Linked DNA regions of Homo sapiens: regions 2, 3, 4, 5 and 6 are each linked to region 1. A link is an interaction called in ENCODE POLR2A ChIA-PET data of the cell type or tissue named here. Cell type or tissue: K562. All regions are shown on one strand. Links, peaks and the distances in the headings refer to the core of each region. The heading gives the core; the rest is flanking DNA. Region 1 holds the start of RNU5B-1 (RNA, U5B small nuclear 1). Region 2 overlaps IGDCC4 (immunoglobulin superfamily DCC subclass member 4). Region 3 holds the start of CILP (cartilage intermediate layer protein). Region 4 holds the start of IGDCC4 (immunoglobulin superfamily DCC subclass member 4). Region 5 has its middle 26 kb from the start of CILP. Region 6 overlaps IGDCC4 (immunoglobulin superfamily DCC subclass member 4).

Region 1 (4,000 bases), core at 1-4,000:
AAAAAGCCAGGCACAATGGCACACACCTGCAATCCCAGCATTTTGGGAGGTCGAGGTGGGAGGATAACTTGAGCTCAGAAGATCCAGAGCAGCTCACCCTGGGCAACATGGAGAAATCCTGTCTCTACAAAAAGCATAAAAACAAAATAAAAATTTTTAAAAATCAGCCAGTGTGGTGGTGCACGCCTGCAGTCCCAGCTGCTTGGGAGACTGAGGTGGGATCACTTGGATCAGGAAGTTGAGGCTGCAGTGAGAGGATATCATGCCGCTGCACTCCAGCCTGTGTGATAAAGCCAGACCCTGTCTCAAAAACTAAAGTAACATTTAAAAACCACTAAAAGTTACAATTTCATAACTACCAGATGGACAAAGATTAACTTCTGAGCATTTCTTTTTTTTTACTTTTTTTTTTTTTTTTTGAGATGGAGCTTCACTCTTGTTGCCCGGGCTGGAGTGCAGTGGCACGATCTCAGCTCATTGCAACCTCTGCCTCCCAGGTTCAAGCGATTCTTCTGCCTCAGCCTCCCGAGTAGCTGGGATTATAGGCACCACCACGCCCGGCTAATTTTTTATATTTTTAGTAAAGACGGGGTTTTGCCATCTTGGGCAGGCTGGTCTCGAACTCCTGACCTCAGGTGATCCGCCTGCCTTGGCCTCCTAAAGTGCTGGGATTACAGGGGTGAGCCATCACGCCCGGCAACTTCTGAGCATTTCAAGGCCAGTAAGGGTGAGAAGCAATGGGAATATAATAGGCCATTTGTGAAAATGCAAATAAGTACATAATTTGGGAAAAAATTATTATGCAGGTACCTACCTGCCCTAAGACCCAGCCAGCCATTCCATTCCACACTTTAAGGAAATATAACCTTGCACAGGTTCAAGGAGTTCCAATGGCCAAAATCTGGCAAAACCCCAAAACCTACAGGAAGGGAGAACGGATCTACACACTGTGCTCTGTTCAAACGTTTTACACCTAGCAGAGGTGCACAGGGCAATTATTAGTCATTGTCCATGTGTGCCGATTGAGCGCTTGAAATGCAGCTAGTCCTAATTGAGATGCGCTAAATGCAAAATATACACAGGATTCAGAAGACTAAGAAAACAATGTACAACGTGGGTTTCACCACGTTGGCCCAGGCTGGTCTCGAACTCCTGACCTCAAGTGATCCGCTCACCTTGGTTTACCCAATGCAGTGGGATTACCGGCATAAGCCACCGCGCCCAGCCAGAACACTTTTAAGAATCTTTCACATTAATGACACTGAAGTAAATACTTCTAACTTGTTGGAAGAAGCTTCACTAGAAAAAGAACGCTTGCACTTACACAAAGTTTAAACGCATGAGCGATTGAAGCGTTTACAAGCAGAACCGAAAACTTAAACGATATCTGTAAGAAACACCCTAAATGAAGTCAATCTGATTTTTTAACAGCTTTATATAGCCTTGTCGGAACAAGGCCTCAAAAAATTAGCTTAAGACTCAGAGTTGTTCCTCTCCACGGAAATCTTTAGTAAAAGGCGAAAGATTTATACGATCTGAAGAGAAACCAGAGTATGCTTGTTAATTTCATAACTCGTTTCTCGGGTAACAGAAACTCCTAGTATAGTGATGGTGACTAGTGAATGCCAAGGTTCTATACCTAGAAAAAAATTTTAAGAGTATTGTTTAAACAAAAGTCTAACTTTCACAGAATATGCTTAGAATAAAAATGTTTGATTTTGCCTTTTTAAATTTGTACTGTGAGCAGTGCATTATGGGTATGCAAATAATCGGATCAATCTTTTGATTCCGGAACAGAGCATTTCACAGAGTGCCTTATGTCACCGTTAGGGGGCGAAGCCGAAGACTGGCTGGCTGGAAAATAACGCTTTCCTGGTCAGAGACTCGGGTTTTATCTGTTTTGTGTATTTGTACGTCTGAGTTTGATTTCTTTTAAATAAAGACTGCTATTAAATTGAAAGAGAAAAAATTGGCAAGTCAATGATTAACACAGAATTCAGAATAGTGGTTCCTCCCTTCGGTGAGGAGCGAGAGATGTGACTTGGGGAAGGGCGCACAGGGGTTTAAAAAGTTTGACAATTTCCGTTTTCTTAAACTGTGTGGTGGGCGCAGGGGCGTTCTGATGTTATTTTTAACCGTGCACTCCGGGGATATACTGAATTTTGCATGCCATTTGAGAATTCCCGGCAATGTCCTGTTTAAAATTGGAACTTGAGCGCTCTGTTTCAGGTTTCCTGCCCGACCGGAATCTGCTGTTGGGGATGCAATCTTGCTATTCCAGTTTCAGACCTCGTGTCTCCTTATTCTAGGCGGGAGGATCGCCTGACGCCCAGAGTTCCAGACCTGCCATCTCTACAAAAAATAATAATTTAAAAACATAGTGCTGCCCTCTCCCCCTCGGAGCTACACTGTCGGCTCTCACCAGCCTACAGGGAATTCCTTTCTAAGGAATGTGCTCACTCGGCAACCAGTGAAAGGAAAGCAGTGCAGGCTGGTCTGGAATTACGGGCCACAAGCAATCCTCCCATCTCGGCCTCCCAAAGAATTGGGATTACAGGCCTGAGCCACCTCGCCCAGCCAGCACTAAGACTTTTACAGCCGATGGTGTAAACATTTCATTTCCCGACTTTCACACCTTCTCTAAACCAACACTTTTTTTCACTTTGCTGCTCCTTTGCTAGCAAGTCAATCATATTTGACATGCATGTAATTTAAATTTGTCTAATACATTTAAAAAATAGATTTACTGGATATAATTTAAAAGCCAAGCGATCCATCCATTTAAAGTATACCATTCGGCCGGGCGCGGTGGCTCACTCCTGTAATCCCAGCACTTTGGGAGGCCGAGGTGGGCGGATCACCAGGTCAGGAGATCGAGACCATCCTGGCTAACACAGTGAAACCCCGTCTCTACTAAAAATACAAAACAATTAGCCGGGCGTGGTGGCGGGCGCCTGCAGTCCCAGCTACTTGGGAGGCTGAGGCAGGAGAATGGCGTGAACTCGGGAGGCGGAGCTTGCAGTGAGCTGAGATTGTGCGACTGCACTCCAGCCTGAGCGACAGAGCGAGACTCCGTCTCAAAATAAATAAATAGAGTATACAATTCAATGGTTTTTAGTATATTCACAGTTGTAGAATCATCCCCACAATATAATTTTAGAATTTTTTGTTTTGGGTCTGTTATTGTTTTTCTTTTTTTTTGAGACGGAGTCTTGCTCTGCTCCCCAGGCTGGAGTGCAGTGGCGCAATCTCGGCTTACTGCAACCTCCGTCTTCCAGGTTCAAGAGATTCTCCCGCCTCAGCCTCCCAAGTAGCTGGGACTGTAGGCGCCTGCCACCATGCCCAGATAATTTTTGTATTTTTAGTAGAGACAGGGATTCACCATGTTGGCCAGGCTGGTCTTGAACTCCTAACCTCAAGTGATCTCCCCGCCTTGGCCTCCCAAAGTGCTGAGATTACAGGTGAGCCACCGAGCCCAGTTAGAATGTTTTTGCCACTCCGAAAAATGAAACAGTACCCATTAGAAGTTACTTCCCACCTGCTCATTCACCCAGCCTCTGGCAACTACTAATCTACTTTCTGTCTCTGATAGGCCCATTCCAGACATTTCATATAAAAGGAAGCATACAACATGTGGCCTTTTGTACCGGCTTCTTTTGGTGTGGCTCATTGGTGAGCAAACATTCATCTGGTTTTGTTTGTTTGTTTGCTTGGTTTTTCCTTCCCACAACAAGGAAAATGTGATTTAATTCTACAAATTTACAAACCAAAATACAAAAACAAAATGTGGAACACAAAATAAAGATGAGGAGTTCTGAGACTCAAGGCAGCTCAGCCGTAGCAGCTGCCCCGTGGTCCGGGCTGAATCCTCCCCATGACTTGGAGTCGGCTCTGACCTTGCCAGAACTTGAGGCTGAAGCCGGGCCCGCAACCGAGGCGCCCTGGTTCGTGATGGTGAAGTGGAAGCCAGTCTCCTTCACGTGGTCGTCACCCAGCTGGC
Region 2 (4,000 bases), core at 1-4,000, 110 kb before region 1:
GGTCACAGTTAGTAAGGGGAGAGCCAGGATCCAGATGCAGGTGTTTCTCCTTGATTTGCCCCAGCCCCTGCATGGGTGACTCAGGAGCAGAGGCTGTGGGAGGTGGGGGGACATACACTGATGGCCCCGTGCTCCTCCTCTATGCAGGGGAGCTGCTGTTGCCCCAGGAGACGACTGTGGAGCTGAGCTGTGGAGTGGGGCCACTGCAAGTGATCCTGGGCCCAGAGCAGGCTGCAGTGCTAAACTGTAGCCTGGGGGCTGCTGCCGCTGGACCCCCCACCAGGGTGACCTGGAGCAAGGATGGGGACACCCTGCTGGAGCACGACCACTTACACCTGCTGCCCAATGGTTCCCTGTGGCTGTCCCAGCCACTAGCACCCAATGGCAGTGACGAGTCAGTCCCTGAGGCTGTGGGGGTCATTGAAGGCAACTATTCGTGCCTAGCCCACGGCCCCCTCGGAGTGCTGGCCAGCCAGACTGCTGTCGTCAAGCTTGCCAGTAAGTGCTTGCATCGGGCGGGGGTCTGAGGCTGAAACCCAGACTTGGGGTGTGCGAAGTGGGATCTGCAGTTAGTTACTTGCACAAATGCCTCTCTCTTGATCCCACTCCCCCTTTCCCTGCCTCCCATCCTGCTCAATAGGTCTCTTCCTGGTATTGTCTATCCTCATTCTTGGGTATTCCATAATCTTCCCGCTTCTTCTCCACTCCCCTGTTCCTTCTGCTTTTCTTTCCCTTTGAGTCCTAGAGTCTGGGCTTGTGCTGTCCTCCAGGGAGCCTGCCAGAGTGCCCCCTTTGTGTCAGAGGCACAAAGCTGCCTCCTAAGGGAGCTCCTGCCTGCACGGCAGGTGGAACATGTGGAGCCAAACCCCACGCTCCAGCCTTACCCCTTAGGGGGCTCTCAGGAGGCACAGATCACCATGAAGTAACTTTCAGGCCAGAAGAAGTGTGCATCTTACTGTATAGTTTGACCATCATGATGATGTTGGGCAGGGGGGCTTTGGAATTCATTCTGCTGGCAGTATCTGACCGCTAATCACCACTTCTTGTTGTGTCTCCCTCGGTCTGAATTGGCTCTGCTGTGTGTTTCTGTGACTGTGTGTTTCTGTGTCTCCATGCGGATGTGTTTCACTGTTTGTGCTTGCTGTGGCTTCTCTCTCCTATTCTTTTCCCGTCCCTGCCTGTGTCTCACTGTCCCCAGCACTCGCAGACTTCTCTCTGCACCCGGAGTCTCAGACGGTGGAGGAGAACGGGACAGCTCGCTTTGAGTGCCACATTGAAGGGCTGCCAGCTCCCATCATTACTTGGGAGAAGGACCAGGTGACATTGCCTGAGGAGCCTCGGTGAGTGCCCTGTAGGGGAGCGGGTCCTGGTAGGCAGGGCAGAGAGGGCTCTGGGGTGTGCTCAGAACTGAGATTCTTAGAGTCGAGGTAGCTGCATTTACCTAAGCTGACTTGAGTGTTAACCACCGCCTGACTCCTGGCTCATGTCTAGTCCCAAAGAGAAGTTGGACAAGAAGTTTTTGCTCCCTGGGAGGAAGCCACCCATTGAGCTGTGGAGCCTGGGTAGGTGTAGTAGTAGAGTCCTTCCCAGCACATCTAGTCCAACCACTTGCTTTATTGTGGAGACTGAAGGCCAGAGAGGAGCTGTGGCTTATCCCAAGCCGTACCATGAGCCATTGGCAGAATGTTGGTTGTCTGTTGAGGGCTCCCCGAGGCTGCTGGGAAGGTTTTCTCTTTTCAGGGTTCCTCCGGAGTTTCCACTCTAGATGCATAACTTCTCTTCCTCTCTCAATTCCATCCAGTGGGGCGTAGCCCTCTGAGAAGTGAATTGTAGAGGTCTTTCCTCTTTCACTCTCCTCTTTCCCTGTAAAGGCAATGGATGGGTAGAGCAATCCCAGGGAAGAGTTTCCAAGGCGGAAGGGAAGCAGAGGCTAGACCTTGGACTTGGTCCCTCTTGTGGCTTCCTGGGTAGGTCCAGATGTGTATGCAGCGTACCAGAAACCACAAGGCTCATTTGCATCTGTGGTCTCTGAGTTGGTCTCATGACTCAGTCATCACCCCCTGGATTCTTACGTATCTTTGGAAATGTGGCTCCAAGGCCTTTCCCAGCCACCCTGCAGTCCTCTCCCTATATCTCGGTAGCTGTAGTTACCAGCTAGATCCTTCTCCCGTCCTGGTGGAGGTGGGGCTCCTTGGGCTCTGAAACACTGCCCTTTCTCCCCTGGATCCAACCTTCTGTTGCCTGTGTTGCATTGTCCCAGCTCCTCTGACTTTTGCCCATGTGTAGGTAAGGATGGGGGTTGTAGGAGAAACTTCGGGGTAGAAAAGCCACAGGACAGTTGTGAGGGAGGAAGAGGGTGAGAGGTCCATACATAAGAGATCCTGGCTGGGTGTGGTGACTCATGCCTGTAATCCCAACCTTTTGGGAGGACGAAGCAGGAGGATCACTTGAGCCCAGGAGTTCAAGACCAGCCTATGCAAAATATCAAAACCCAGTTTCTATAAAACAATACAAAAATTAGCCCAGTGTGGCAGTGTGGTGCCTGTGGTCCCCGCTACTTGGAAGGCTGAGCGAGATCACTTGGAGGTTCAGGCTACAGTGAGCTGGAATAATGCCACTGCATTCCAGCCAGCCTGGGTGACACACCGAGACCCTGTCTCAAAAAAAAAAAAAAAAAAAGAGAGAGACATCCTGTTGACTTTGGTGATGGGTTAGCCCCACTGGTCCTCAGAGAGTCACTTCTCACCCAGTCTATTCTCCTTCCCACCTATAAAATGAAAGGGGGAAACAAATGAAAATTGATTTAGATTGTGGTTTCCCAAAGCGTGGCCTTTATAGAATGTTAGTCCCTTTAAATGCTTCTTGAATGAAGTATTCTATGATCAAATAAGAACAGGAAACTGCCTGTAAATCTCCCTCCTGGAGTTGGCAAGGCCCTGAGAAGTGCTGTATCGAGAATCCTGTTGACCTTGTTTAACGAAGCACTTCCTAGGCTCGTTTGCCCAGGAGCCCCTTAACATCCCATGAATGAGCATTCTAGAGGGTGAACCCTGGGAAATGCTGACCCAGCCTTTCTAACACTGACATTTGAAGTTCTGTGCCTTTCTAAATGTGGAGCCTGTCACCACTGTGTGATGATGGGTGCCTCCTGGGAGTTCCATGAACCCAGAACAGATGAGCTAGGCAGGAGAGAACCACGCGAGAGCCTACTCCTGATGCCCCCCAGAGAGGGTAGCAGAAGGCAGCAAAATCTCCCCATGTTGAAAGTCACAACATGAACCACTTAATGGGAGTGTACCTTGGGCCAGGCACGTGCTGAGCCTTTTACATGTTTTCTCACTTAACCCTTCCAATCATCCTTTAATGTAGGTATTTCTTATTTTCACATTTTCCTCTATTTACTTTTAATTGATATTCCAGCAGATGCATTTTTAAAATTCATATCAATATGGCTGGGCGCGGTGACTCACGCCTGTACTCCCAACACTTTGGGAGCCAAGGCGGGCGGATCGCTTGAGCTCAGGAGTTAGAGACCAACCTGGGCAATATGGTGAAATGTCATCTCTCAAAAAATACAAAACTTAGGCCGGGCGCGGTGGCTCACGCCTGTAATCCCAGCACTTTGGGAGGCTGAGGCGGGCGGATCACAAGGTCAGGAGTTCGAGACCAGCCTGACCAACATGGTGAAACCCTATCTCTACTAAAAAAAAAAAAAATACAAAAATTATCCAGGCGTGGTGACGCATGCCTGTAATCCCAGCTACTCAGGAGGCTGAGGCAGGAGAATCACTTGAACCCGGGAGGTGGAGCTTGCAGTGAGCCAAAATTGAGCCACTTCACCTGTCACCCAGGCTGGAATGAAAATACAAAACTTAGGCCAGGTGCAGTGGCTCACGCCTGTAATCCCAGCACTTTGGGGGGCTGAGGTAGGTGGATCATCTGAGGTCAGGAGTTCAAGACCAGCCTGGCCAACATGGTGAAACCCCGTCTGTACCAAAAT
Region 3 (4,860 bases), core at 861-4,860, 92 kb after region 1:
TGAGATCTGAGGAAGAAGTACTCAAGATGGGCCTGGGTAGTTGCAGAGGGCAGGAAGGAGGACACTGAGACAGGGATTTGAAGAAGGACATTCACACTGGTGAGGGAGAAGGGCCGTATTTCAAGATGGGAAGCTGGAGAATAAAATTATAAAGGCACAGAGGTAGAACAATGACAGAGGGTACCCAGGAGAGGGAGGAGAGCAACTTGGTCAGAGGGTGAGCCCCCTCTACCACCCTGGACTCTGGGTTTCTGTGTTCCCAGGCAGTGGGGCAGCAGCCACTGATGGTCACTCAGAACTACAGCCAAGGCTTCCATTCTTCAAGGTTTATCAGCTGCTTATCCCCCCACAGGCCTCCAAGGCCTCCTCCAGCCACAGGGGTTGACGACAGAGGTGGTGGGCAGGTGGTCAGAGAGTCAGATAGAGCACCCTCCTCCTGAGCCACCAGGATCAGGTCAGACCCCTCCCAGTGTTCCCAAGCTCCTTTCCCCACTGCAGGGTGCAGGGTGTGGACCCCTGGCTATAGGCTTGGGTTACAGGTGGCCTAGCTAAGCTGGGTTCCAAGTCCCTTCATCCCCTGGGCAGGGATGGGGTGATTGATGGGTTTCCAGCATGTTCCAGGCAGAAGCTTGGAGTGGCTGCAGAGTAGCCTGGCTTGCAGAAGCCCCAGATGGCCACTCGTGGCTGAGGCTGACCCACCCAGGCCAGGCCTTGGACAGTCTAGACCTACGGCCACCTCCAAAGCCCTCTCTATTCTGGGGTCCTGGTTGAGGACAGCAATAGCTTCCCCCCCAAAGGAGTCCTGGGAAGAGAGAGTGAGGGCAGGCTCAGATTTCCCCAGTCTAGCCCTGTGCAGCTCACACAGCTCATTCCTACTTGGAGACAGGAAAGGACTCTGATGGGAGTATGGGAGGAGGCAAGATATGAGACAGGTGGACGGAAATGGCATGGTGGAATTGGAACGCAGCCCTCAACCCTGTACTTACCATATTAACACGCACTGGCCACTTGGGGCTAGGTAAGTGAGGGCCTCAGTGTGAGTGCTGGGCTGAATGAGGAGACCCAGGCAGGAATCCTGGCCTAAAACACTCCACTTTGCCCAATCCTCACCCATAGGGTACCCTGCCTCCCACTACAGAAAGAGATGGAGGTGACTGGGAGGCTGGGGAGGCGTCTCTTACCCACCCTGGCATTCCACAGAATGAAGGCCTTGGAGAGCAGCTGATTACCCTGACCTTGCCCTCTGGTTTACCTCCCACTACCTTCCTTTCCTGTGTATCTCTCTTGCTGTCCTTATCCAGCCTTGGTGGTCATATCTGCTTCTCTGGACTTCCTCCTGACCTTGACTCCACACTGGCTCCTCTGACTTCTGCCAGACACGTAGGAGCAGTCGTTCCCTCCACTCTCTCCTCCCAGCTCTGTTTGCTGTCAGTACAGATGGTCCCCAACTTAGGATGATTCAAGTTACAATTTTCCGACTTTATGATGTGCAAATGTGACACAAATTCAGTAGAAACTGTACTTTCCTGTACAACCATTGTGTTTTTCACTTTCAGTACAGTATTCAATGTATCACATGAGATAATCAATACTTTATGGTAAAATAGGCTTTTTGTTAGATGGTTTCGTACAACTGTAGGCTACTGTAGGCTAATGTAAGTGTTCTGAACATATTTAAGGTAGGCTAGGCTAAGTTCTGATGTTCAGTAGGTTAGGTGCATTAAGCGTATTTTTTTTACTTATGATATTTTCAACTTACAGTGGGTTTATTGGGACATTACTATAAGCCAAAGAGCATCTGTATATCTCAAACCTTGCAATCTCAGAGCTGGCAGGGGCCTGCAAACTCACTCAGTCCATCTCCCGTTGCACACCTGAGGCCCAGGGTTACTTGGGTTCTTGCTAGTTCACGGTCGCATATCAGAATCAGAAACAGCCAGGACTAGGCTTCTGAATTCCAAATTTCAATTTTTCTCCTGTCCTTTGATCTGGGGATTGTGGCTCAGCCTGTCTGTCTGTCTATTCCTTAGGCCATCAGATTTCACATGGGGTTCACTCAGTTCAGACGTCTGCAGTCAAAGCCATGGCTGAAACTGAGTCATGGCTTGGCTCTGACAAGTTGGACCAGACTAGGGCCAACTACAGGGCTTATGAACCAAGGGCTGGTGGCCAGGAGGGAGACGGGGCTCCAGGAGATAAAGCAAATCAGATCTATGCCCCAGGTCTACTTGGGAACCATGCTGCTCAACATCCTTTCTCCACCCCCACTCTCTTCCCCAGCAGATTTTTTTTTTTTTTTTTTTAGACCAAGTCTCACTCTGTCACCCAGGCTGGAGTGCAGTGGCACGATCTCAACTCACTGCATCCTCTGCCTCCTGGGTTCAAGCCACTCTCCTGCCTCAGTCTCCCAAGTAGCTGGGATTACAGGCACACTCCACCATGCCTGGCTAGTTTTTCTATTTTTAGTAGAGATGGGTTTCACTATGTTGACCAGGCTGGTCTTGAACTCCTGACCTCAAGTGATCCACCCGCCCCTGTCTCCCACAGTGTTGGGATTACAGGCGTGAGCCACTCCACCCAGCCTCCCAGTATATCTTGTCAAAGGCAATGCTCAGAAAAAACAGCTCTTACGCACACATACACACACACACACAGAAAGACACATACACACAGGAAAAGGCATAAACACACACACACAGAACTCTCTGGCATGTGGGTATGCACTGTTGTACTACGGGATCATTTCCACGTGAGGCTCTTTCCTCTGAGTGCAAGGATACATCTCTTTTCTTGTGCCTTCCCAGTGCCCAGTCTAGAGCCTGGGAATAAGAGCTCGGTAAAGGTATGTGGAGAGAGTGAGCTGACCCTGGCGTGGATGGCCACAGGACCAGGCCTCCATCTCCAGTTGCTGGCATGAGGCAGGAAGCCCAGCCCAGGCTAGATGAGCCTGCTACATGGGGCAGGACCTGGGAAGCTCCCACTGTGGTCCTTAGTACACTCGCTCTTCATCTTCTTCCTTCAACTGGGGCTCTATCACTGTGACCAGTCAATCTCAAAATGTGATCCATGAACCAACAGCATCAATCTCATCTGGGAACTTGTTAGAATGCAAAGTCTCAGGCCCCACTGAATCAGAAACTCTGGGTGTGGGGTCCAGAAATCTGCTTTAACCGCCCTCCAGGTGATTCTAACACATGCTAAAATTAGAGAACCAGTGTCTGTGCAAACAGATAACCTCATGCTGGGGCCAGGGGGCCGGGAGTGGGGGTGTGAAGCCCCAGAGCACATGCAGCTGCATACGCCCCCTATGGGTAACACTGGCTGTTCACATGCTGGTGGATGCCTATACCTGAAGGCAGACACGTACTCACACGCATGCACATATATGAGCATCAGGGTCTCAGAAGAGTCCACATGCTGGAGCTCTGGGGTCTCAGTGGGTACCAGCAGGCACTCAGATGGAAGTGGGGGGGAGAAAGGAAGAACTGTTCTCACCAGCTGACAACCTATGCCCCACAATTCTTTTGTCCCTTATCCCTTCTGAGGTTCCCTGAGTGTTCCCTCAGAAGCCAGAGAAGCTGAGTAGTTGCCCAACTCAGACCAGACACACCCAGCTGAGAGGCCAAGGTGGCCTGTGTGCCTAAGAGTGTTTGGAGTATGTGCTAAGACCAGCAAAGTCTTTTCTCTGTGTGGGCGAGCCAGGGCCAGGGGAATGTGGGGCATCAGCAAGCTAGGCTTAGGCAAGAGCACACCATCCCCCGGGCCATGAAATGCTGCCCAGATCTAGAATTCCCCGTGGCCCCTTCCCAGGGCTGTTTCTAGTGCCCAGCCCACCTCCTGACCCCTCTCTCTGCTCTGGACTGTGATGCCCCAGGCCACTGCCCACCTGGCCCATCACCAGGTCCTGCGGCATCTCCTCCTTAGGATCTGGACATAAAATCCTGGCCTCTGTGAACTGCAAGGGGACATGGGGAGGGGAGAGGGAGGCTCATGCTCAGATCTGGTTTCGCTGCTGCTTCCTCTGGCTGGCTGCCACAGGCTGAGCCACCAGCTGTGCTATATAAGGCCGGCACTGGACTGCTGGAGAGGCGAAGGCTTGGACCCCCAGCTGAGGAGTCCTGCTCAAGACACGGTGAGCTCCACTCCTATTCCCCTCACCCCATCCCTGCACCCCACTGCTGGACTCAACTGCTCCTGCCCTCCCCTGACTACTCCATTCCCTTCTCCCCACTTCCCCCCACTTTTTGCTGCCTGATCCTTCATCTCCCACAGAGAAGACTCCCTTTCTGCTTTGGGAATCTGCTTTCCCCCATTGGCCCAAAGTCCTCTCCCTCCCCCACCTGAGGACAGGAACCCCCAGATGGTCCCACTTAGGGTTTCCATACCTCTGGGTGCCCTGCTTTATTCCCTGCGGTCAGCCAGTCTGCTTTGTCCAAGTGTTCTGAGGAGCGTGGGATGGCAAGCCTAACCATCAGGGCATATGCTGAGGAAACGGCGGAGATGCTGAGAAACCTCTGTGGGCTGCCAGATGGGAAATGGTTTTTCCACAAGGTGTCTCAGGCCACCTCAGCCTCCAGACATCCCTGGAGCAGGCTCAGGCTCAGGCTGAATGCAGTGCAGGCCAGCAGACTGCTCAGCTCCCTGCTTGGAGCCCAGAGGGATACACACAATGTGGAGGCCTTTGGGACGTCCTGGTGACTCTGCTCCCTCATCCGAGAAACAGGTAGTGGTGGGGCCAGTGGTTTTAGAGCTAGAAGGTCTGCAGCATGGGACTGGTTTTTTCTTCCCCTGGAATATCCCAGTGTTTTCAGATATGTGTATTTTTTAGAGAGGAGGACTCTTCCCTTTCCTACCACACCC
Region 4 (4,810 bases), core at 1-4,000, 120 kb before region 1:
GTCACTTCACCTTCTCCAGCCTCAGTTTCCCCATGCGGCGACATCTGAATATGGTAGTGCTTGAAGGTAGTGTAAAAGTGTCCTGCCTGTGTTAGTTACTGCCAGAGCAAGGGAAGGAGGCCAAGAGAAGCCCTTGGTTTGGGATGGCAGATAGGACTATCAAGATCTCCGCAGGTGGGCTGGCGCAACGTGTGGAGAAGCGAACCAGCATTCAGGCCAGGACCTGGGCTGGAATGGACTGGGCTCGGGTGGCAAGGGGGCCATCTGGACAAAGACCGTGGCCCTGAATCTGCCTCCCCTGAGCCTGGAACGGAGGTGGAGACCCCGAGGCAGCAACAGGGAGAAGAAATAGAGACGCTGAGGCAGAGAGACCAGAAGACTCAGAGACGGGGAGACTAAGAGACAGACCCAGCAACAGGCGGCCTCACGGGGGCCCGCGGCGACCCGGAGAGGGCGAGGCACCGGGACACAGACCCGGGCCGAGAGGAGCCCCCGCGAGGCGCAGGGCCGTGGCGCGCGGGCGCAGGGTCCCCGGCGGGGCCAGGGTGGCCACACTCGCCGGGCGCCCCCTCCCGGGCCGCTCGCCCAAGATGGCGATGGAGGGGCGGGTGAGGCGGCAGCGGCCCTGGCCCCCGCGCCGGCCCCAGCTCGGGCCCGGGCCCCCGAGGCCGCGCCCCCGCCCGCGGCGCCGCGCCTCCCCGGGCCACTGACGCCCGGCGCGCTCTCCCCCCGCGGCGGCGGCCGAAGCACGGGGAGGCGGCGGCGGCGGCGGCGGCCCGAGCCCAGCCCCATGGCGCGGGGGGACGCCGGCCGCGGCCGCGGGCTCCTCGCGTTGACCTTCTGCCTGTTGGCCGCGCGCGGTAAGGGCGGGCGCCCGGAGAGGCAGGAGCGACTGCGGAGTGCTGGTGCGCCCGCGCCCTGGTCTGCATCGGGCTGCGGGGCTGGCTCAAGCCGGAGTCCCGAGCAAGTGCGGGGGCTGCGCGTCCAGGTGCCCGCGATGCCTGCGCGGGGGTCTGCGAGCTGCGGCCGGGGGGCGTTTGTGGGGCGTGCTTGTCCGCAGTGGGTGTGTGCCTTTGGTTCGCAGAGTCTGGAGTCGTGTGTGTGTGTGTGTGTGTGTGTGTGTGTGTGTGTGTTGGGAGTGCTCCTGTCGTGTCCGCAGTGCGTGCCATGGTCGCGGCGTGGCATCGGCGGGGCGGGTAGCTGCGGTGTCGGTGGCTTTCGCGGGGCGGGCTCTGCCTTGCCTGCGCGTGTCTTGGGTTGAGAGTGTGTGTAAAAGAGGAGGGAACTGGGGTTGTGTCTGCACCTCCATTTGGGTCGGGTGCGTGTGCAATTGTGTTTATGGGGCTGAGCTAATATTTGGCCTTGGCATTTGGGAAGTGTCCTTGCCCATAGTGGGGGACAGAGCGATGGATCCCGTTTGACTGGGGGTGGTGGTGATAAAACAACACTCAACTTTGCCCAGTGGGTGTGGTCCCTGGGGCCGGTTAGAGAGGGGTAGAGGGAGGTGTTGCTCCCCAAAACCTGTGGCCAGCAGTGGACTGGGGGAGGGGGCAGGAAACCATTTGCTTTCGTGGACATGTCCAGCGCTTGTTCTCACGATGGGACGCGTGTCACCCCGGCCCCACCCCCCAGGGACCGACCAGGGAAGCGTGGACGAGGTCAGCAGGGCCTCATCCAGTCCGCAGCCCAGTGCGGAGTGGGTACGGGGTAAGTCAGAGTTGTCCAAGCTGGAGAAAGGGCTGGGGAGGGGATAGCGAAGTCCCCAAGGGTGTGTGTCTAGGGCTGCGGCTTCCACCCACAGCTCTGTCGCTTCCTGTCCGGTGTGCGTTTGGGGGCGGCTCATGGGGAGTGTAGGTGGCAGGGCTGGGAGGGGGATGGGCTGGCCGCTTTGTTCGCCTAGTTCTTGCCTTCCCCGCGGAGGGGGGAGCTGAGGATGTGTCCGGGGAGAGTCGGGGAGGGACTTGGAGGTGGGGGTGGGGAGGGGGATTTCTCTCCAGCTGCTGCGGCTTTCCAGAGAGACTCAGCCAGGCCACGTGGGAGGGAGGCGGGGGGAAGGAGCCTCCGCCTGGCCAGCCCCAGGCCCATCTCCAGGAAAACCAAACAGCGGGTGGGAAAGTGCCGGGAACTCCTCGGACCCCTTCTGTCCCTACAAAGACACGCCCCTTTCCAGCCCCAACAGCGGATTAAGCTGGAGGCCGCCGCGAGGCTGGGTCTCGGCTGCTGGGCCAGAGGAGCTGGAGGCCCTGGCTTGTCAGGTGAAAGGGGCGGGGAAGTGTCAGAGAGAGGTCTGTCTTCCCAGAGCTCAGGGGATTAAGGAATAGTTCCCCTGCCCCACCTTCCGCTATTCCTAGGGCTCCTGGAACGAGCTCAGGGTCACCCAGCTAAACGGCATCAGGGCTGGGAACCGCACCGGCGCATTATTCAATACCTTTAGGACCTGCCGCGAGGGACCCAGCTTCCCTGGCCTCTCCCTGCTCCCGAACGCACAAAGCAGGCGAGGGACCGAGTTGCGGCGTCTCTTGGTTGCAGTGTGAGTGGCTACAACAGCTTGCCCTGGTCCTCCAAATCTCAGCAGGCCGGGGGACACTCCAGTCGAGTCATGACTAGCCACCCTGATCTGTACTGAGGTCATTCATTCGTTCAACAAATATTTATGGAGCACCTTTTATAGGCTAGCTTGTGCCTAGTGCCTAGAATATAGTAAATAAGGAGGCAGACCTGATCCCTGGTGCAAAGCTTTCAGTCTGGTGGAGGGGGAAACTGACAAGTCCCCTGAAGTGCTGGGGAAGACGCAGGAAGGAGGGGCTCCTACACCGATCTGGGAAGGTCAGCAAAAGCTTCCTGAAGAAAGTGATGAGTAGTAGAGCTCGACATGGAGTTAGCCCTGTAGAAGGAGAATGATGATGGGGACAGTTTTCCAGAGAACAGCATGTGCAAAGTTCAGAGGTGATTTAGTTGAGATCATTGGATTAAACTAAATCTAGCTGGAGTTTAGGGACAAGGGGTGGATGGGGGGCAGGTGAGGGAAGCATGGAAAGGGGTCAGGGAGTATCAAGACAGGAGGCTGAAGAGGGGAGCTAGATCCAGCTCACAAAGGGCTTTACAGGGCCCACCAAGGTTTCTGGCCTGAGAGTCCCCATGAGCCCTTGACAGGATTTAAAATCAGCTTTGCATCATCTCATTCCAGCCAGTGTGGAGGATGGATTGGGTGGGGCTGGAGGCAGGAAGCTCCAGCTCCTTCGAGGCTGTTGTAGCAATCCAGAAGAGAGGATGGTGGCAGCTAGCATAGTGGCAGTTGGGGTTGGGCTGGAGTGGCTGCATTCCAGAGATTTTCAGGAAATAGAATCAGTAGAACTTGAGGATAGATTGAATTTGTAGGGGGCGAGAGAGAGGAAAGTAAGAAATAGGCCGGGTGCGGTGGCTCACGCCTGTAATCCCAGCACTTTGGGAGGCCAAGGCGGGCGGATCACGTGAAGTCAGGAGTTCAACACCAGCCTGGCCAACATGGTGAAACCCCATCTCTACTAAAAATACAAAAGTTGGCCAGGTGTGGTGGTGCATGCCTGTAATCCCAGCTACTCGGGAGTCTGAGACTCGAGAATCGTTTGAACCTGGGAGGTGAAGGTTGCAGTGAGCTGAGATCACGCCACTGCACTCCAGCCTGGGCGACAAAGTGAGACTCTGTCTCAAAAAAACAAACACAACAACAACAAAAAAACATGAGGCAGAATGAAGGGCTGGTATTGGGGTTAGGATAATGCCTGTGCCTGCCCATCTCCTCCCAACACTGTTCTTGAGTCAGGGACTGGGACCCCTTTGTGAACAGGTGGCGAGAAGCCGAGCTCTGTTCTTATCACACGCACAAAGGTGGGGCTCTCGGCTCTCCCTTCTTCCCAAGTCAGAATTTGGAGGGTAGGGAACCTAGAGGTCAGTAATGGGAGGCCTCTAAGAACTTGAGAGCTTTCTCCTCACCTGGGAACTCCTCACCTCCCCCATCCCTTTCTCAGCCCAGAGGCTCAGAGGCCAATCTCAGTCATTTGGGGTGGGCCTCTTTCCCCATCTTGGAAGTTAGGAATCAGGTCAAACAGTTGGAGTTTCTTTTAATAATGAATCTTATCCAGAAGATACCTAAACCTTCATTGATCCTCTATGTGCTTTCATGACTCAATTAAACACACATTTACATGTTAATTAGCATTTCTTTTCTCCTAAACATATCTCTTTCAAGTGAAGCAATTTCACAATTAGCGCATCATTGAATGTCAGCACTGAGAGGAACTTAGAAATAATTTCAGGCCAGGCTCATACCTGTAATCCCAGCACTTTGTGTGGCTGAGGCAGGAGGATCGCTTGAGCTGAGTTTGAGACCAGACTGGGCAACATATTGAGACCTCATTTCTACGAAAAATTAAAAAAAAAAAAAAAAAAAGCATGGCGGTCATGGTGGTGTTCCCTGTTGTCCTTGCTGCTCAGGAGGCCGAAGTGGGAGGATTGCTTGAGCCCAGGAGTTCAAGACTGTGGTAAGCTATGATGGCTCGCACCACTGTTCTCCACCCTGGGCAACAGAGTGAGACTCTGTCTCAAAAGAAGAAAGAGAAAGAAAAGAAGAAACAATTTTAGCATGAACCTGTTTTTACAGATGAGAAAACTGAGTGACTTCCCAAAGTTACATGATTAGGGACTGAAATGGGGCCACCCTTTCTAGGGATACCCAAGTTCACTCTCTTTGCACTCCTCTATACCTTCTGAGACGTTATCAGCTTCATGCTCTCCCTCTCAAGTGGGTCTATCTGGGCTCTGGAATCCACCC
Region 5 (4,886 bases), core at 358-4,357, 67 kb after region 1:
TTTTTTAGGCAAAGTCTTGCTCTGTTGCCAGGCTAGCGTGCAGTGGTGGGATCTCAGCTCACTGCAACTTCTGCCTCCCAGGTCCAAGTGAATCTCCTGCCTCAGCCTCTTGAGTAGCTGGGACTACAGGCGCACACCACCACACCCGGCTAATTTTTGTATTTTTAGTAGAGACCGCAGTTTCACCATGTTGGCCAGGATGGTCTCGATCTCTTGACCTCGTGATCCGCCCACCTCAGCCTTCCAAAGTGCTAGGATTACAGGCATGAGCCACCGCACCCAGCCTTCCTTTTTTTCTTTGAGTCGGGATCCCACTCTGTCACCCAGGCTGCTGTGCAGTAGTGCAATCACAGTTCACTGCAGCCTCAAACTCCCAGGCTCAGAGAATCCTCCTGCCTCAGCCTCCCAAGTAGCTGGGACTACAGGCACATGCCATCATACCTGGCTAATTGGTTTTTATTTTTTGTAGAAATAGGGTCTCACTATGTTGCCTAGGCTGGTCTCAAACTCATGGCCTTAAGCAGTGCTCCTGCCTCTGCCTCCTGAGTTGCTTGGATTACAGGTGTGAGCCACTGCACATAGATATGGTTGTTATCTTTATTATACTGATGCTTTCATGGGTATATGTCAAAACTTAGCAAATTGTAAGCTTGAAGTGTGCAATTAATTGCATGTCAACTATACCTCAATAAAGGTATTCAAAAAACTGCAACCTGATCTAATTTGTTTCTTAAAAAATCACCCTGGCTGCTGTAAGAAGGGATGGAGGGGGATGAGAGTCGACATGGGAGTCATCAGGCAGCTGGCACAGTCACCTGAGTGAGAGATGCTGCGGCTGCAGTGATGGCAGTGCGGAGTGGAATGGACAGATTTGAGAGAGATTATAAGACCTAAACAACAAGACAAGACTTGCTAGCAGTTTGGATAAACTGCATGAGGGAAATGGAGAAATCCAGGATAGCTATCACATTTCCAACTGGAGCATGGAGTGACTGGGGCAGCCTGGGCCAGGGACAGATGTGGTGGTGAGCGTGGAACAAGAGTTCTCTTTTCATCTACCTCTGGGGATGCCTGGGCTCCAGGAGAAGGGTCTGGATGGAGATAAAATTTGAGGATATTAGCAAATAAATGTTTTTTTTTCTTTTGAGGCAGAGTTTTTGCTCTTGTTGCCCAGGCTAGAGCGCAGTGGCATGATCTCAGCTCACTGCAAACTCTGCCTCCCGGGTTCAAGCAATTCTCCTGCCTCAGTCTCCCAAGTAGCTGGGATTACAGGCCCCACCATGCCCTGATAAATTTTTTGTATTTTTAGTAGAGGCAGGGTTTCACCATGTTGGCCAGGCTGGTCTCAAACTCCGGACCTCAGGTGATCCACCTGCCTCGGCCTCCCAAAGTGCTGGGATTACAGGCGTGAGCCACTGCGTCCAGCCAATAAATGAATGGTATTTTAAAGCCAAGTGAATGGATGAGATCATGTAGGGACAGAGAATAGAGAAAAAAGTAGTATGAGAACTGAGCCCGGGGCACCCCAACATTTAGAGGTCTCCTGAAGGAGAGGGAGCCTGTACAGCTCATCAGGAAGGAGCAGCTTGAGAAGTACCCAACTGCATTAATTTCCTGTGGCTGCTGTAACAAATTACCACAGACTGGGCAGCTTAGAACAACCAGAGATTTATTCTCTTACAGTTCTGGAGGCCAGAAGTTCAAGATCAGACCACTGGGCCAAAATCAAGGTGTTGGCAGGGCTGTACTCCCTCTGGAGGCTCTAGGGGAGATGTTGTTCTTTGACTCTTCCAGCTCTGGCAGCTGTTGGCCTTCCTTGACTTATAGCCACATCACTCCAATCTCCCTCTCTGTGGTCACACTACTTCCTCCTCTTCTGTTCTAATCAAATCTCCCTGTGCCTCACTCCTTATAAGACCCTAAGGACACATAGAATTTAGGGTCCACCCAGATAATCCAGGATGTCCTCCTCTTCTCAAAATCCTTAATTAATTACATCCATGAAGACCCTTTTTTCCAAATTTGGTTACATTCACAGGTTCTGGGAATTAGGATGTAGACACATCTTTTGGGACCACCTCTTAATCCATTACACCCACTGACTGACAAATAAGGGGTGACTCACCGAGTGATGCAAAATGGCAGGACTTCCTGTGTCTGGGAGGAGGGACTGAGTAGGTTAAGTGTAGGGTGCTCAGCCTGAAATCTCAGGCAAGGAGGTATAGGGCCAAGGCTGCAGCTGGCTTCAGCCTGTGTGGGAGAGTCTCATGGGGAGGGGAGGAACTGCAGATAGGAGGTTCCCAGCCCTCCCAGGCCTGACTCAGCGTCTGGCTGGGGCCATCTACACAGCAGCCAAAGTGATCTTTAAGTTGTAAATGTGTTCATATCACTCTCCAGTATGTGACCCTTCAACAGCTTTCCACACCTTTTTTCTTTTTTTTTTCTTTTTTTTTTTTTTTGAGACAGAGTCTTGCTCTGTCGCCCAGGCTAGAGTGCAGTGGTGCAATCTCGGCTCACTGCAACCTCTGCCTCCAGGGTTCAAGTGATTCTCCTGCCTCAGCCTCCCGAGTAGCTGGGACTACAGGTGCCCGCCACCACATCCAGCTAATTTTTTGTATTTTTAGTAGAGATGGGGTTTCACCATGTTGGCCAGGATGGTCTCGATCTCTTGACCTCGTGATCCGCCCACCTCGGCCTCTCAGAGTGCTGGGATTACAGGCATAAGCCACCGTGCCCAGCCAGCTTCCCACAACTTTTATGCGGAAGTCCAATACCATTACCCAGCCTACAGTGCCCAGGGGCCTGGCCCTAGCCCACCACTGCGGTCTTGTTTCATACTTCCTGTCCCTGCTAGCTGTCTCAAGACATACTAGCTGCCTCTCAGGCTGCTGTTTCTCCTACTCTAGGGCCTTGGCCTGGTATCCCCTCAGCCTGGAAGGCTCTTGTTCAACCCACTTCATTGAGTTAGCATCCAATGGTGTTCCAGATCTCAATCCAAATGTCTCTTCTGCAGAGAATTCTCTCTTGGTTCCCTGGTCCAGGTCATAAAAATGTGTCATATAAATTCTCATGGCTCCCTGGAATCATCTTCCATAGGACCATCAAAGTTCATAATTGTGTACATATTTGTAATGTTATTTTATTAATGTTTGGCTCTACCACTAGACTGTAAGCACCACAGGGTTTGTAGTATTCACCGTTCTATTCTAAGTGCCTTGTCCAGTGCTTGACAAACAGAAAGGAGATGTGGTGGGTTTAAAACATGTCTGCAGGGCTGGGCACAGTGGCTCACGCCTGTAATCCCAGCACTTTGGGTGGCCGAGGTGGGTGAATCACCTGAGGTCAGGAGTTTGAGACCAGCTTGGCCAACATGATGAAACCCTGTCTCTACTAAAAATACAAAAAAATAGCTGGGCATGGTGGCACATGCCTGTAATCCCAGCTACTTGGGAGGCTGAGGCAGAAGAATCGCTTGAACCTGAGAGGCGGAGGTTGCAGTGAGATCGTGCCACTGCACTCCAGCCTGGGCAACAGAGAGAGACTCAGTCTCAAAAAAAAAAAAAAAAAAACCATATCTGCAATTTTTTTTTTTTTTTAAGACAGGGTCTCACTCTGTCGCCCAGGCTGGAGTATAGTGACGCCATTATGAATCAAAGGTAAGTTGAGCGATTAAACAGCTCACTGCCCCCTCGACTCCAGGCTCAGGCGATCCTCCCACCTCAGCCTCCTGAGTAGCTGGGACTACAGGCATGTACCACCATGCCCGGCTAATTTTTTTTTTTTTTTTTTTTGTAGAGATAGGGTTTTACCATATTGCCTGGGCTGGTGTTGAACCCTGGGCTCAAACAAACTGCCCACCTCATCCTCCCAAAGTGCTGGGATTACAGATATGAGCCACCATGCCTGGCCGGCAAATTTTTTGACATCCTTTCCATCAAGAGGTAGAATCTAATTGACCTTCCTTTAAATATGGGCTGGTCTAATGACTTGTATCTAATTAACAGAATGTGACAGAAATGCTGTGTGACATCCGTGGCTAGGTTCTAAAAGGTAATGTGGCTTCCTCCTGACTCATTCTCTTTTAATTTTTATTTTATTTTATTTTTTATTAATTTTTTTTGGGGGGGACGGAGTCTCTTTCTGTCGCCCAGGCTGAAGTGCAGTGGCGCGATCTCGGCTCACTGCAAGCTCCGCCTCCCAGGTTCATGCCATTCTCCTGCCTCAGCCTCCCAAGTAGCTGGGACTACAGGCGCCCACCACTACGCCCGGCTAATTTTTTTTTTTAAATATACTTTAAGTTCTAGGGTACGTTTGCACAACGTGCAGTTTTGTTACATATGTATACATGTGCCATGTTGGTGTGCTGCACCCATTAACTGGTCATTTACATGAAGTATATCTCTTAATGCTATCCCTCTCCCCCACCCCTTTTTTTTGTATTTTTAGTAGAGACGGGGTTTCACCATATTAGCCAGGATGGTCTTGATCTCCTGACCTCATGATCCACCCGCCTCAGCCTCCCAAAGTGCTGGGATTACAGGCGTGAGCCACTGTGCCCGGCCCCTTTTTAAATTTTTTTAAATCTCTTTTTGGATGCTCCCTTTCAGGACCCACCTGCCATGCTGTGAGGACACCCAGGCCACATAGAGAGAGTGAGGCCACATGTAGGTTTTACAGCCAGAAGCCCCACTGAAAACCAAACCTGCAACCAGCATCAACTGCCAAACATGTACTGAAGAGGCTGAGATGATTCCAGCACTTGTGGATGACTGCAACCACATGAGAGACCCAGAGCAAGAGCTACCTAGCTGAGCCCAGTTACTCCCAGAATCATGAGAGAACTATGTAATTGATTGTTATTACTATATAAGCCACTAAGTTTACAT
Region 6 (4,886 bases), core at 522-4,521, 90 kb before region 1:
GATTGGAAGGGGAGCGAGGGAGGGCGGTGGGGGGCAGGCTTGGGGTACTGGGGGGGGGGCAGAGACCTTAGTTGCGGGATCCCGCGCTCAGCGTCGCCCCTCGCGCCCCTAGCGGCTCCCGCCATCACTCAGGCGCCCGAGGCGCTGTCGCGGACGCGGGCGAGCACAGCGCGCTTCGTGTGCCGCGCGTCGGGGGAGCCGCGGCCAGCGCTGCGCTGGCTGCACAACGGGGCGCCGCTGCGGCCCAACGGGCGCGTCAAGGTCCAGGGCGGCGGTGGCAGCCTGGTCATCACACAGATCGGCCTGCAGGACGCCGGCTACTACCAGTGCGTGGCTGAGAACAGCGCGGGAATGGCGTGCGCTGCCGCGTCGCTGGCCGTGGTGGTGCGCGAGGGGCTGCCCAGCGCCCCCACGCGGGTCACTGCTACGCCACTGAGCAGCTCCGCTGTGTTGGTGGCCTGGGAGCGGCCCGAGATGCACAGCGAGCAGATCATCGGCTTCTCTCTCCACTACCAGAAGGCACGGGGTACGTCGGCCTGGGGCGGGATGCACCAGCGCAGGCCCGGGCGGGGCGCAGCCAGAAGGGGTTCAGGTCGGATGACTGAAGGGTTGCCTGATGGGTACCTCTGCGGCAAGGATGGACTGGGGTAGGAGCCCATAGGAGAGACCCGCATAAGTATGGTAGGTATGGATTAGGCAACTGGCGCTGGAAGGGCCACTGCTTCCCTCAGTCATGTTTGTTGAGAGAGGAGGGAGAGGACGTTCCTGGAGCCACCTCCCATCCCAGTTAACTAACTGGAGAGGGGGGTCATTTCCAGAAAGCACTCCCTAACCAGTGGAGGAATTAATACACTGAGACAGGAAGCTGAGGGAGTTTATACACTCCAGCTCAGATTATCTGGGATGATTTAGCTATAAATAGACACCAGGACAATATGAAGGATTCCTATACAGACTCCAGCTAGCCAGCACGGGGGGGTGGCACTATGACAGTCCCCTTGTCCCCCGTGTCACCAGGCATGGACAATGTGGAATACCAGTTTGCAGTGAACAACGACACCACAGAACTACAGGTTCGGGACCTGGAACCCAACACAGATTATGAGTTCTACGTGGTGGCCTACTCCCAGCTGGGAGCCAGCCGCACCTCCACCCCAGCACTGGTGCACACACTGGATGATGGTAGGGCCTCTGAACTCGCAGTGGGCAGCTTGGGGTAAAGAGAATTCCCTGGGGAGGGGAGCTCACCCTCTCTTTACTAATGTAAAGGCATTTTTACCTGCTCATATCATCTTTTGTGCCCCGTAAGAGAGTGGGCGGGGTTCTTCTCCTCAGTTCACAGTTGGGGAAACTGAGGCCCAGAAAATGAGAATGATTTGCCCAGGTCAGTAGTTCAGCTGGGACTTAAGCCCAGGTCTGTGATGATTCCCTGTGTCATGCAGTTCTCCCTGACACCTATGTGCCATCCAGCTGGGGTAGGGGCCAGTGACATTAACCCATTAGACGTGGAAGATTGTGCTCCAAGACTTTTTCCAGCTTCAGGGTGGGAAAGATGTCCCCTCATCCTTCAGCTTGGGGCTCCCCTGAGAAGCTCCCTTTCCTCCCTCAGATCCTGGTCCTGGCCTACTTCTGACTTGCTGTGTGACCCAGGCAAGTCTCTGACCGCTCCCGAGCCTCACCTTCCACGTCGGTGGAGCAGAGCTCATGCTGATGTTCTTCTGTCTCAGTCCCCAGTGCAGCACCCCAGCTCTCCCTGTCCAGCCCCAACCCTTCGGACATCAGGGTGGCGTGGCTGCCCCTGCCCCCCAGCCTGAGCAATGGGCAGGTGGTGAAGTACAAGATAGAATACGGTTTGGGAAAGGAAGGTGAGTGGGGGTGGGTGGGCTGCAGGCATGTATGGGAATGATCAACGTGAAGAGCTGTCAGGGCTGCTGGAGACCTGAGCAGGGTACGGGAGTCGGAGGAAAGGAAGCAGAGTAGGGGTTGGGGAAGGGTGAACCTGAAAAACAGGGGTCTGGGCAGGAATGAAAAGGGAAGACAGAGGGGCCTAGCTTAAGGCAGAGGGAGGCCTGGGCTCTCACCCCAACCCCTCTACAGCTGCAGTGTGTACTTCTACTGAGTCCCTGCCTCAGTTTCCTTATCTGGGAAATGGGGGGCTGAGGTGGGAGGATCACTTGACCCCAGGAATTCAAGGCTGCAGGGAACTGTGATCGTGCCATTGTACTCCCATCTGGGTAACAGAGCAAAACTCTGTCTCAGAAAAAAATAAAAGGATAAAAAGTTAGGAGGAGGAAGGTAGCTGAGGGACCAGGGGAAGGGTGAGGAAGGAGGGAAAGGTGAGGAAGGAGGGAAGGGTGAGGAAGTGGCCATGGTGGCCCTCAGGGCTCTGGAAGCCAGGCGTTCTTGCTGGCCTTCATGGTCAGCCTCTTGTGTCTGCATCCCGTGTGTGTGTGTGTTGGCAGGGGATGGTCATTGACAGCTCCTGGGGAAGTGGGGAAAGCCTGCCATCATTCTCCCTGCAGCTGAGCCCAGGCTGATGGCCTGCATCAGCCAGAGTTGGAGGCTCAAGCGTCAACCCTGGAGCCATAGAATCTGCCCAGGCACTGAGGGGTCAGTGCTGAGAACGCCTCAGGCTCCCACGGGCACGGAGGAACCGGGATGTGAGGCGGAAGAGCCATGTAGGGGGGTTTAGGATCCTGTTCCTCAGGTGGCTACCCAGCAGCCCACCTTTTCTGTCCCTGCAGATCAGATTTTCTCTACTGAGGTGCGAGGAAATGAGACACAGCTTATGCTGAACTCGCTTCAGCCAAACAAGGTGTATCGAGTACGGATTTCGGCTGGTACAGCAGCCGGCTTCGGGGCCCCCTCCCAGTGGATGCATCACAGGACGCCCAGTATGCACAACCAGAGCCATGGTACGGGGTTAGAGGAGAGACAGGACAGTGTGTGTGTGACTGTGTGGGTGTGCGTGTGTCCTTGGGACCCAGCGCCCCACCCCCTGGCCCCGCCCTCCATCAGAGACCTTCCATGGCTCCCTCCGCTTGATGGGTGAGTGAGGCTTAGGTGCAGAGGTGAAGGGCTGGGATCTGGTGTCCCTTCGATTTGCTGTGTGACCTTGGACAAACCATTCTGAGGCTTCATTTACTGCCCAGGAATGGCATGAGGTTGAATAATGTATTGTAACTAAAGTGCTTAGTACATAAAAACTCATTGAATTGTAGCTGCTTCGAGGATGATGGTGATGATGATTGTTTTTGTTGAGAGGCCCAATAGAAGAGTGATTAAATGCTGACCAAACCGGTCTACATGCTCTCTATGCGACACTAGGTAAATTACTTAACTCTCTGAGCTTCAGTTTTCTTATCTGTAAAGCGAAGGTTGTAGTATTTTCACTATTTTAGAGGGTTGCAAGGATAAAGTTATAATAACTACACAAAGTGCATAGGACAGTGTTTGACACATTGTAAGCTCCTCACTCTCAAGTGGGTCTCCCTACTGTAATGGTGGCATCCCTCCTTCCTGGCCTCAGCAACCACCACCCCCACTGCCCCCAGTGTTTGATCCTTCAGAAGACTTCACAGAGGCCGATTCTGTGCCAGGTGCTATCAGCCTACTCCAGAGGTGCTCCTTGCTGACCCCTTTGCAAATGCCCAGCGGACACCCCTGCATTCCCTGCACTCTGTGCTTGTAGAACAGTGAGTTCACCTCTAGACCAAGCCCAGGACTGGCACTTAGAGTGGTGGCTGAGTGGTGATGTGTTGGGAGAATGCTGGCAAAAGGCTCTCACTGAATGCCATCTTCCTGTCTCTTCCTCATGCCTCTTCCCTGTCTCCTATCCCTGGCCTCCTTCTCCTCATTCTGCATTCTGTTCCTTAATTTTCCCATCCTGCTCCTCTGCCCCCCAGTCCCTTTTGCCCCTGCAGAGTTGAAGGTGCAGGCAAAGATGGAGTCCCTGGTCGTGTCATGGCAGCCACCCCCTCACCCCACCCAGATCTCTGGCTACAAACTATATTGGCGGGAGGTGGGGGCTGAGGAGGAGGCCAATGGCGATCGCCTGCCAGGGGGCCGTGGAGACCAGGCTTGGGATGTGGGGCCTGTCCGGCTCAAGAAGAAAGTGAAGCAGTATGAGCTGACCCAGCTAGGTGAGGAGGGCTGGGGGGAGGGGGAGGGAGGGATGTAGCTTCAGTGGGGACTGGGCAAGTTGTGTGAAGAAGTTAGAGATGGGATGCTCTCTGTGGACGGGAGAGTGACCCCAGATGTCCCCCTAGCCATTAAGCCCTGTAACCTTCCCCAGTCCCTGGCCGGCTGTACGAGGTGAAGCTCGTGGCTTTCAACAAACATGAGGATGGCTATGCAGCAGTGTGGAAGGGCAAGACGGAGAAGGCGCCGGCACCAGGTGAGGGCGGTGGGGGAAGAAGGCGGGGAGGGCTCAGGTGAGGGCTCTGCTAGCCGCTTCCTCTTCTTTTCCTTTGGGCCAGCCTGGTGAGCAGGTACTTTAGTAGCCTCAGCTCATGCCCAAACCCATTCTCCTAGGATCAGGGGTCCTCTTTTAGCTCCAGAGAGCCTCTGTCATGGAGAGAAGCTTGTTTGTTCACTGTCTTAGGCCTGCCACCTTATTTGCATTACCCATGAATAGTGCTGATTTCCAAAGTTTGAACAGAGGGAAACCCTATGGTTGATCAGTAACTCCCGACCCCAAGTTTGACTGTAAAACAAGTTTTTTTAAAAACACATTTGTCTACATCACACTATCAGACTATCTCTCAAGTCTAAGAAGAGTGAGTATCCCTGTGTGACCTAACGGGAAACTGAGGCTCAGAGAGGAAAAGGAACTTGTCCAAGGTCACACAGAGCCTAGGCTACAACTGGGACTCCTGGTTTCCAGG

The links. Peaks named below come from ENCODE experiments on the same cell type or tissue, not always from the same donor. Only the 100,000 strongest peaks of a DNase experiment are listed, where the experiment ranks them.
Region 2: POLR2A ChIA-PET joins it to region 1 with 11 read pairs; 22 of 35 experiments call an interaction of 5 or more read pairs at or near these places.
Region 3: POLR2A ChIA-PET joins it to region 1 with 54 read pairs; 17 of 35 experiments call an interaction of 5 or more read pairs at or near these places.
Region 4: POLR2A ChIA-PET joins it to region 1 with 11 read pairs; 20 of 35 experiments call an interaction of 5 or more read pairs at or near these places.
Region 5: POLR2A ChIA-PET joins it to region 1 with 13 read pairs; 10 of 35 experiments call an interaction of 5 or more read pairs at or near these places.
Region 6: POLR2A ChIA-PET joins it to region 1 with 14 read pairs; 28 of 35 experiments call an interaction of 5 or more read pairs at or near these places.

What each region holds. Positions count from the first base shown.
Region 1 is chr15:65,302,232-65,306,231 of GRCh38, reverse strand. RNU5B-1 (RNA, U5B small nuclear 1) reads right to left here and starts at 1,555; the gene lies at 1,439-1,555. RefSeq lists a silencer at 1,438-1,597. In K562, for the core only: a CTCF peak has its summit at 1,839; DNase peaks (open chromatin) are centred at 951, 1,291, 1,801 and 2,281; H3K4me3 peaks cover 1,055 bases.
Region 2 is chr15:65,407,518-65,411,517 of GRCh38, reverse strand. IGDCC4 (immunoglobulin superfamily DCC subclass member 4) reads left to right here. Exons shown (of 20, transcript NM_020962.3): 2 at 148-498; 3 at 1,199-1,340. Among named protein-coding and RNA genes, the nearest start is that of IGDCC4, 13 kb to the left of the region's middle. RefSeq lists an enhancer at 262-919. In K562, for the core only: no CTCF peak of the experiment used is centred there; a DNase peak (open chromatin) is centred at 2,004; H3K27me3 peaks cover 2,749 bases.
Region 3 is chr15:65,210,700-65,215,559 of GRCh38, reverse strand. CILP (cartilage intermediate layer protein) reads left to right here and starts at 4,087. Exons shown (of 9, transcript NM_003613.4): 1 at 4,087-4,132. RefSeq lists an enhancer at 2,557-3,458. In K562, for the core only: a CTCF peak has its summit at 3,307; a DNase peak (open chromatin) is centred at 3,279.
Region 4 is chr15:65,418,843-65,423,652 of GRCh38, reverse strand. It overlaps IGDCC4 (immunoglobulin superfamily DCC subclass member 4), which reads left to right and starts at 706. Exons shown (of 20, transcript NM_020962.3): 1 at 706-860. The coding sequence starts at 791. LOC124903510 (a long non-coding RNA gene) reads right to left here. Exons shown (of 2, transcript XR_007064684.1): 2 at 4,084-4,810. RefSeq lists enhancers at 1-428, 1,404-1,673, 1,694-1,803. In K562, for the core only: no CTCF peak of the experiment used is centred there; DNase peaks (open chromatin) are centred at 732 and 1,882; H3K4me3 peaks cover 2,183 bases; H3K27me3 peaks cover 2,826 bases.
Region 5 is chr15:65,234,545-65,239,430 of GRCh38, reverse strand. It overlaps a transcript of PARP16 not described here. Among named protein-coding and RNA genes, the nearest start is that of CILP, 26 kb to the right of the region's middle. In K562, for the core only: a CTCF peak has its summit at 1,740; a DNase peak (open chromatin) is centred at 2,270.
Region 6 is chr15:65,391,390-65,396,275 of GRCh38, reverse strand. It overlaps IGDCC4 (immunoglobulin superfamily DCC subclass member 4), which reads left to right. Exons shown (of 20, transcript NM_020962.3): 7 at 113-526; 8 at 1,018-1,182; 9 at 1,728-1,865; 10 at 2,745-2,915; 11 at 3,906-4,142; 12 at 4,295-4,396. Among named protein-coding and RNA genes, the nearest start is that of IGDCC3, 16 kb to the right of the region's middle. In K562, for the core only: no CTCF peak of the experiment used is centred there; a DNase peak (open chromatin) is centred at 2,985; H3K27me3 peaks cover 3,478 bases.